Linked DNA regions of Mus musculus: region 1 is linked to region 2. A link is a contact called in ENCODE POLR2A ChIA-PET data. All regions are on one chromosome and are shown on one strand. Each heading gives the region's core, a stretch centred on a gene start or an enhancer-like site at or near the end of the contact. The rest is flanking DNA. Distances are from core to core; before and after follow the strand shown. Region 1 holds the start of Anxa11 (annexin A11). Region 2 overlaps Zcchc24 (zinc finger, CCHC domain containing 24).

Region 1 (4,125 bases), core at 2-2,501, 96 kb before region 2:
CCTCACAGTGAGTCTATGAAATAAGAATTATAATTACCCTCATTTTACAGTGCAGAAATTAATGAGGTATCAGGAAGGGATGGAGGAATCCGAAGTGGACACCTGTCTTAGAGCAACAGACTGTGTGGGTGAGCTCACCTTGCTTCCCCAGCTAGAGAATCCCGAGAACAGACAAAGCCTTGGGGGAACAGCCCTGTTAATCCTCCAGGAATTCCCAACAACTGACGGAAGCAAGAAAATAATGAAGGAGAATAATGGGAGCAGGCTGAGGGTGAGCAAGACACCTGGCCCTTCCCCGCAAGGATCTGGGTCCAAGTCTAGTCATCCTTTCGACAATGACACACACCGCCATCAACAAAGTTGAACAGCCCAACCCAGGGCCGCATTTGTAGCTTTCTTCCGCAATAAGGCAGCCTCGGGGCAAGGCAGCCTCGGAGCAAGCAGGGAGCAAGCTAGTTGAATCCTGTAAAGGGATCAGACAGGTAGGCTGACACTCTAGGTGTAGGGTCTGGGAAACCCAATCTCCAAGGACGCCCACTGATTAGCCGGCGGGGAGAAAAATCTCTAAAGAGAATGTGCCCAGCATGAGTTTAGCTATTCTCCCCCAGATTTGTTTGACACCTTGTACGCCTTTAGGAGACTGGCCTGAGCCCACGGGACGTCCGGGTTGCCAAGCTCAAGCAAGCGTTCTTGAAGACTCTGGAACGAGAAGCGGGGGCAGGGGCAGAGGGATCCTAGCTGGATACGCGGTAAGGAAGACAGGCAGGCAACACGGCATCTGGCACAATCGTGCATTCTCTGGACCGCTTAGGAGCCTGCCTTATATAAACCCAGGGTGGCAGGTCCAGGAACCCGCGCCCTGCAGTTCCGGAGCAAAGTTCCCAAAGACAGCTTTCTCGGCCCGCTGGGCTCCGCTCAAGCTTCTCCCGGAAGCGCACTGAGGTAAGACCTCAGTCACCCCCAAGTTCGCACACCCTGGGACCCTGCGGTCCCAGGCTCACCTGCCCTGACCCCGTTCAACTCCGGGCCTTGTCCTCGGGGGAACATTGCACCCCACGCCACGCGCGAATACCCCTCATGCGGAAGCCGCCCGCCGGGACCCTCACGCACCTGGCACCAGGGACCGGGACACTGAGCTCGGATAGCAACTCCTTCCTACTCCCGCTTTCCTGGATCCTAACCCGAGAGTGTCTGCGCACGGTCGAAGGAGGAGCCGGCAAGGCGGAAAACTCTCCGGGCGCGGCCGCGTTTGTCGCCCCGGGGCGGAGCCGCACGAGATGGGCGGAGCCTCTCTGGAGGGGCGGGGTGCGTGGGACCACGCCCACAGGTGAGGGTTGCGCTTCAGTGGTAGCTTTGTAGGAAGCCCCGAGCTTTCCGGAGCAAAGCCGCTCTAGACCTCAGGATGAGAGGACATTCTCGCGGGTGTTTATTTTCAGGAGTTTGACAGCGAAAAAAAACTTAAAACAGTCACTGTGTACGGCAGGAGGAAACTTCACAATGGAAAAAATTACCACCTCAACCAGTGACCAGGGCCAACATCAGCAGTGGTAATTTATATTGATCTTCTGTCGTGTGGTGTCTTCCTCCTGGAGACACATGACCCCATAGTAATCGTGCAGAAATATCAGACAAGCCCCAATTGAGGAACTCAGGACTGTCCAAAACTCTCAAGGTTGTCAAAACAAGAGGAGTCTGAGAAGCTGTCACATGGAGATATGAAAACTAAGTAATGTGACATCTTGGATGGGATCCTGGGAAAAGGACACTAAGTTAAAAAAAACAATGACATCTGGACCATATATAGATTTAATAACAATGCATCAATATTGGTACATCTATTGTAGCAAAAATACTAATATGTTAATAACAGGAGAAGACCCACGTTGGTTGTTTATTTAGAAAAAGGTAGTATAGTGAGTATGATTGTGTAACATTTAAAAATAAAAATTAAGTCTCTTACTCTCCCCAGCTCACATTTAGGCACCTCCTTCCAGATGTTCAACACACTTCTACGTTTGTGTTGCTTGCTGTGCTTAAGCAAATGTATTTGTTTATAAAACAGGATTGCAGTATTTTTTTTTCCCCTCACTTTATATTCGAGTGTCCTTTCAACTGACGCCCCAGGACCAACCAGGTTCTTCGGAAGACTGCACAGGATCTCCCCCCACCCCTTACGGATTCTTCACTATCTAGCTCCCACCTGGGGTACACTTCTTTCATGGCCCACTTTTGATTTGCAAACAAGCCATTTGTCATTTGCATTTTAGGAGCCCAGTGGACTGTAAGAGCCGGAAGAAGCCTGGTTGGCAGGTGTGGTCTGCTTGCTCCAGCAGATCGGAATGAGCTAGCCTGCCAGGCTACTGCCTCACAGCGGGAAACTCAGGCTTAAGGTTTCAGAGTGAATGAATAAATAAATAAATAAATAAATAAATAAATAAATAGCAGAGGAACATGATTACTCCTAGGTATGGTGAAGGAGAAGGTTTATTGTAGAGAAAAAAGAGACATAGTCAAAGGCAGACACATCTGGGAGAATCCAGAATGGTCATGACCCAGAGCCTTGTGAGGAGAGTGGGGAGGGGAAAGGAGATGGGTGAGAGAGGAGAACCAGGTACAGCAGCTAGAAGCTAAAGGTACAAAATAAAGGGGGAGGGGTAACTAAAATCATTATATTATGTAGAGAAAAGCAGCCCTGTACCGTGGCCTGCAGAGTTGTGGGTAGAAGGCAGGTTATGCCAGCCACAGGCTGTAAGGTAAGGCAGGGTATGCCAGCCACAGGCTGTAAGGTAAGGCAGGGTATGCCAGCCACAGGCTGTAAGGTAAGGACTGAGGAATTCTGAGGGTCCAGGGTTTGAAACCTAACACAAAACATCACATAGAAAACCTCCAGGCTGGAGAGATGGCTCAGAGGTTAAGAGCACTGTCTGCTCTTCCAGAGGTCATGAGTTCAATTCCCAGCAACCACATGGTGGCTCACAAGCATTTGTAATGAGGACTAGTGCCCTCTCCTGACTTGTAGGCAGGCAGAACATTTAATAAATAGATAAATAAATCTTAAAAAAAAAAAGAAAGAAAACCAAAAGGGGATGGGGGAACACTTAATAAATAAATAAATAAATCTTTAAAAGAAAGAAAACCAAAAGGGGATGGGGGCAGGCATGGGGGCAGGCAGAAGGGCAGAAAGAACAGGGGGACATGGTGGGGACATGGGACTTGTGAAGTCTGCCACCAAACCAGCCCCAAGCCTTTCTGGACTCCAGGGAGCGACTGTTATCATACACTCTCATGGTGGGGGGGCGGGGGGGGGGTGGAGTCACCTGGCTGCAACCCCACTCCTCTGGCCCATTCTTGCACTTAACTGGTCCTCCCACAAAGGCTACGAATGTAGGCTCCTGATAGGCTGCTTTTCTCTGGGGTGGAGCCAATGCTTCTGAGAATATGAATGTAAAAATAAATCATTTAGGGCAGCGTTTCTCAACCTATGTGTCACGACTCCTCAGGGTCAAATGACTTTCACAGAAGTACCCCAAGGCGATCTGCATATCAGATATTTACATTATGATTCATAATAGTAGCAAAATTACTGTTATGACGTAGCAAAGAAAATAATTTTGTGGTTGAGGTCACCAGGACATGACACATCACCAGAGGTGATGCAGGTGGATGGGTGGGGGTGCATATCTTTAATCCCAGCACCTAGGAGGCAGAGGCAGGTAGATCTTTGAGTTCAAGACTAGCATGGACTACAACAGCGAGTTCCAGGATGACCAGGGCTGCACACAGAAACTCTGTCTTGAGGGGGGAGAAATTTGGACAAAGCATCATAGTTGGGGACAGACAAGGCTGTCCTGAGGCTCACTGGCCAGCCACTCTGGCCAAGCTCTAGGCTCAGTAAGAAAAGACTTGTCGGGATGGATCACAGGGCTCCCAATGGAGGAGCTAGAGAAAGTACCCAAGGAGCTAAAGGGATCTGCAACCCTATAGGTGGAACAACATTATGAACTAACCAGTACCCCAGAGCTCTTGACTCTAGCTGCATATATATCAAAAGATGGCCTAGTCGGCCATCACTGGAAAGAGAGGCCCATTGGACATGCAAATTTTATATGCCCCAGTACAGGGGGA
Region 2 (4,412 bases), core at 1,010-3,509:
AGGGGCTCAGGGAATCTCTTCTGTCCAGGGTGGTACTCCAGGGAAAGGCTCGGGGCAGCACAGCTGTCAGCTCCTGCTGGCTCCCATGGAGGGACGGACTTGTCAGGTCCTCACCCTACCTAGCACAGACAAGAGGGGACAGCTGCAGAGGCAGCATGGGAGTGTGGAGAAAGAGGGGTGTGGTGCAGGGCACGTGACCGGAAGGAGCTAGCTGTGGACCCGGTTTCACATCCTCAGCTGGTGGTTCTCTTTTTAAGCATCATACAGGACAAGAAGGAGCTCCCAGTGTTTCCATGACCAGTGAGGGCTTCATCTCCTAGACCCTGAGGGATGGGGATGAGGGCAGAGCCTGGGAAGGAAGGCTCATGCCTCAGCCTTGAGCAACTTGCAAAGCCTGGAGAACAGAGTGCTGAAACAAAGCCACAGCGCACCATCCCCATCACAAGGTGTCTGACACAGCTGCTGTTCTCTCGAGGTTTAGAAATCCAGTAATCGAGCCTGGAGGGTTCACCAAATGGTTTACCTTAGGCTCGGGCTGGGGCCACCCCTTAGCTGTGCGGCTGCGTGGCTAATGGCGGTGGCAGACACATACGGGAGGTTGTGAGTGATTCAGTACAGAACAGGGAGAGAGGCAAGGGCTTGCTCTTGTCACATGGCTTGTGTTTATCTTGGGACTGTTCAAGGATGAGCTGGCGCTGAAGGCCCAGGGTTCTCAAAGAGCTATCCCGAACTGGACGCAGCCTTTAGCTTTGTGCTTGCCCACTGCATAGCCTTGGCTGGGGCTGGGTTCCAGTGCCTTGCCGAGTGCAGTGGGGTATGTGGGCCACACTGCCTCTCCCTTACTTGGCCTCCTCTAGCACTTGGTGTGCAGCTGCTCTTAGAAGCTTTGTTGTTGCTCTTGAAGCCGTTGGCCCCAGAGCCTTATCCACCCTCGCTGGTAAACTGAGACTGGGACTAGAGCAAGACTCCTGAGATATAACCGACACTGGACCCTCCTCTTGCCTTCCCATTGTCTCCAACGGCTGTTGAGCCTATATTCTTGGGGACACACTCATGCACACACACATATAAATATGCACACACACAGACATGTGCATACACATATGCACACACATATACATGCACATGCATACACACGTGCGCACACACACACACACACATACAGGTGCATACACACATGGACACACTCAGTGTTTCCCCAGCTGCTAAGCCCTGCCTCACACTGCACCCCATTGCCTTAACTCAGCCGCTTCCCTCCCGCTCCCTTCAGATCCTAACTTGAGCCGGCCTCTCTTGGGACTCGTCCCCAGCCGTCCCATGCCTGTGAGAACCTGGCCTTATGGCTGGGCTGATTCCTGTTCCCTTCAGCTTCTCACTGGCTTAAGCTCCAGAAGGCCAGCAGGTCCTCTAGAATCTGCTGGAGAGCGAGGAGACCTGAGGTGAAGACAGGACAGGAAGTTGGTTGCTAGGTAGGGCTGCTCATTGCCCTGTGTCTGGTTCTGACCAGCTTCAAGGGAGTTTAGAGGCAGGATAGTCAACTGGGTGACCCTGAATGAGTCTCATGCCCTTGCCATGCCTCAGTTTTCCCTTCTGTATAATGGTTCCATGGACACACATCCAGCCCGTCCCTTGGGGCTTCTGTGAGAATCGTCTGAGCTGACAAGTTACAGACGAAAGGAAACCCAGATAAGCAAAATTGAAGGGCCTAAAAAGGAGTGACTGTTCTGGATATCAGCAGGCTAGCCTGGAGTGTGGCCCTTGAGCCAGCTGCTGCTTTGAGAGACTTAGAAAAGCAAGCTGGGGTTGACAGTATGGCTCAGTGGCAGAGCTCTTGCCTAGCACGGGATCAGTTTCAAGCGGCAGCAGGGTGGATGTGATCTCAAGCCTTCTGGGTCACTCCTGTCCACACCAGAGTTCAGGAGCCACTGTCCCTCAGCACAGTGACCCCTACTGTCCTTGTGGAGTCAGCAGCATGTGCCTTCCCTCTCCAGCCTGGTGGGACCTTGCCTAGGAATCCCCACCTTGCTATAGTAGCTACCTTGCTCGTCTGCTTAGGATCCAGAGGCATTGGGTGAAATGGAGCAAAGAGCTGGCAGCCCTGGTGAGGCTGCTCCGATTGTCTGGGGAGTCAGCAAGGCCTGTCAGGGCTGGGGCAGAGCAGGCAGAGCTGGGGAGCACCCTCAGCTGGGTGCAGGAAGCTCCGGCTTCCTCTAAGCAAACCAAGGGCGTTTATTTCTGCCCAGGCAATCACTATCTATACCAGACACAGCAAAAGGGCCAAATCACAGCTGGAGTGTTTGGGTTAGACAGAGGACAGGACTTTCTAATCGGTCAGGAACACACCAGGAAGGACACTGAGGGCCTCCATCCCCTGAAATGCAGTGCGAAGTCCACAGCAGACTCTGTCCAGCCTCCTGCTCTGAGACACTTTATCACTGTGATGTAACACTGTCATGTACAAACGCCATGCTGAACACCATGCACGGAACTGAGTTGTAAATATAAACACACATACACACTCACATTAAGTAAATTAACGGGGTTTTGTGTTGGTCTGCATTCAAAGCTATTCTGGGGTGTGTGCACCTCACAGGTTGGCTGGACATTCCTAGAGCTCTAGACAAGAGAGGCCACATCATTTGTCTAAGTTCACAGCTAAGCCCAGACTGTCACAGCAGAAGTCCTGGATTTTAACTGCTGTTTTCAAAGCCTCTCTTTATAACAGGCCTCCTGAGTGAGGACTGGCATTAAGGACCCTGGTGACCCTCCTGGAGGTTGTTTGGTAGGCACTGCACGTAAGTGGGGCCAAAGGCTGTCTTGGAGCCTAGAAGAAGATCTCTCTCTCTCTCTCTCTCTCTCTCTTTCTCACTCCCTCCCTCCCTCTCTCCCCCCCCCACCCCCTCTCTCTGAGGCAACTGAATCCCTAAAGCCAAAGGGGTCTAAAGAGGGTACAAGGAAAGGTTTAGGGGACCTGAGCCTGATATGGAGACTGGGAGACACTTCTGTGTGTCCTTGGCCTAGTTGCTTGTAGTCTCTGTTTCCCTATAACAGGAAAGAGGGGTGGAACCCAATCACATCCCTCTGGGACTTCCCCTTAGGGGTGCCTGGGATGTTTTGTCCTGTTTATTTGGGGGTGCTGCAGGTGTTGGCTGGGACATAGACTTGTCTGCATGTTCATTAAATGATGGTGACGGACAGCTGAGCAAAATACGGTACCCAGTGTGAAATGGCATGGTGTCCTGGTGGGAGCATCTGCAGGTGAGCAAGCTCCAAGTCCTCCTCAGGTCCCAGGGCTCCTGCTTCCTCATGCCAGTGCTTCATCCCAGAATCTTGGTCCGTGCGGCCATAGAGCTTGTGACTTGGAAACAGGCTTCCTTCCAGGTGGCTCTGGCTGGTGGGCTTTGGGTTGTGTGTTTGGGTTGTGTGGTTTCAGATCTGAGGGTCTCTGATCCGTCCATAGCTGAGTTCGGCTTTCTAAGCCTCACACGGGTATCTGGGTTCTCAGGGGCTCTCATTCTGGGGAGGAAGCCTCTTGCCTGAGCATAGTGTGCATTACTGTCCCCATTCTAGAGTCTAAGACATGGTGCTGTTGTAGCCTTAGCTCTGGCAGAGTCTACACTCAGCAACTCTGCAATGGTCCGCCAGTCCCTCTAGACCAATGGCTACTGGAGCCAGGAGTCTGGACTTAGTCTTCTTTTTTTTTTAAGATTTTATTTATTATATATGCAAGTACACTGTAGCTGTCTTCAGACACTCCAGAAGAGGGAGTCAGATCTCATTACAGATGGTTGTGAGCCATCATGTGGTTGCTGGGAATTGAACTCAGGACCTTCAGAAGAGCAGTCAGTGCTCTTAACCCCTGATCCATCGCTCCAGCCCCCGCCTTTGTCTTCTTGAGGTGAAACAGTGAGCTGTATGAACCTGGACACAGGCCATTCTTTCCTGCCTTGGGGGACAGTGAATTGGGGAGAGCAGGACCCTGTAGAACTCCTGGCTCCACCCCCAACACTGCCGCAGGAGGAGTCAAAGCTAGAGGAGAGAAAAGGCACCTCCCATCACACAGCAGGGACAGCGGTGCGGGCACCGGAAGCATCTCTTGGTTATGTTTTGCATCGGTACATCTCACAGCAGAGCTCTTGGTGCCCAGAGTAGCAGATTAGGCATAGTAGATAGCATGAGGGGCTATCACATGCAAAGACCCTTCAGTCTCTGTGCTGACAAACACCCCGATTCCAGACGGAGAACAGAGACCTAGCAGGGGATGAATCGCTTAGTAAGAGTGGTAGCCTGTCTTCCAGCTGTTATGGCATGGGCCTTTCCAGTCAGCCCGGCCTAGGCCTGGCTTTTTGTATGGAACCATCTTGTTACTATAGGACCCAAATGACCTTCGGTCCCTCTAAGGTAACAGAGAG

Evidence for each region. ChIA-PET counts read pairs that join two places held with the same protein, here RNA polymerase II (POLR2A).
Region 1: POLR2A ChIA-PET joins it to region 2 with 14 read pairs in embryonic stem cell. The contact joins the promoter of Anxa11 here to the enhancer-like site in region 2. POLR2A ChIA-PET finds 5 or more read pairs at or near these places in 3 of 5 experiments (Patski and embryonic stem cell).

What each region holds. Positions count from the first base shown.
Region 1 is chr14:25,839,281-25,843,405 of GRCm38, reverse strand. Anxa11 (annexin A11) reads right to left here and starts at 1,251. Exons shown (of 15, transcript NM_013469.2): 1 at 1,111-1,251.
Region 2 is chr14:25,743,503-25,747,914 of GRCm38, reverse strand. All of the region lies in intron 2 of Zcchc24 (zinc finger, CCHC domain containing 24), which reads left to right. Among named protein-coding and RNA genes, the nearest start is that of Zcchc24, 23 kb to the left of the region's middle. Within about 2 kb of position 2,259, at least 2 of the 3 ENCODE cell types and tissues checked have a DNase peak (open chromatin) inside an H3K27ac peak, as active enhancers do.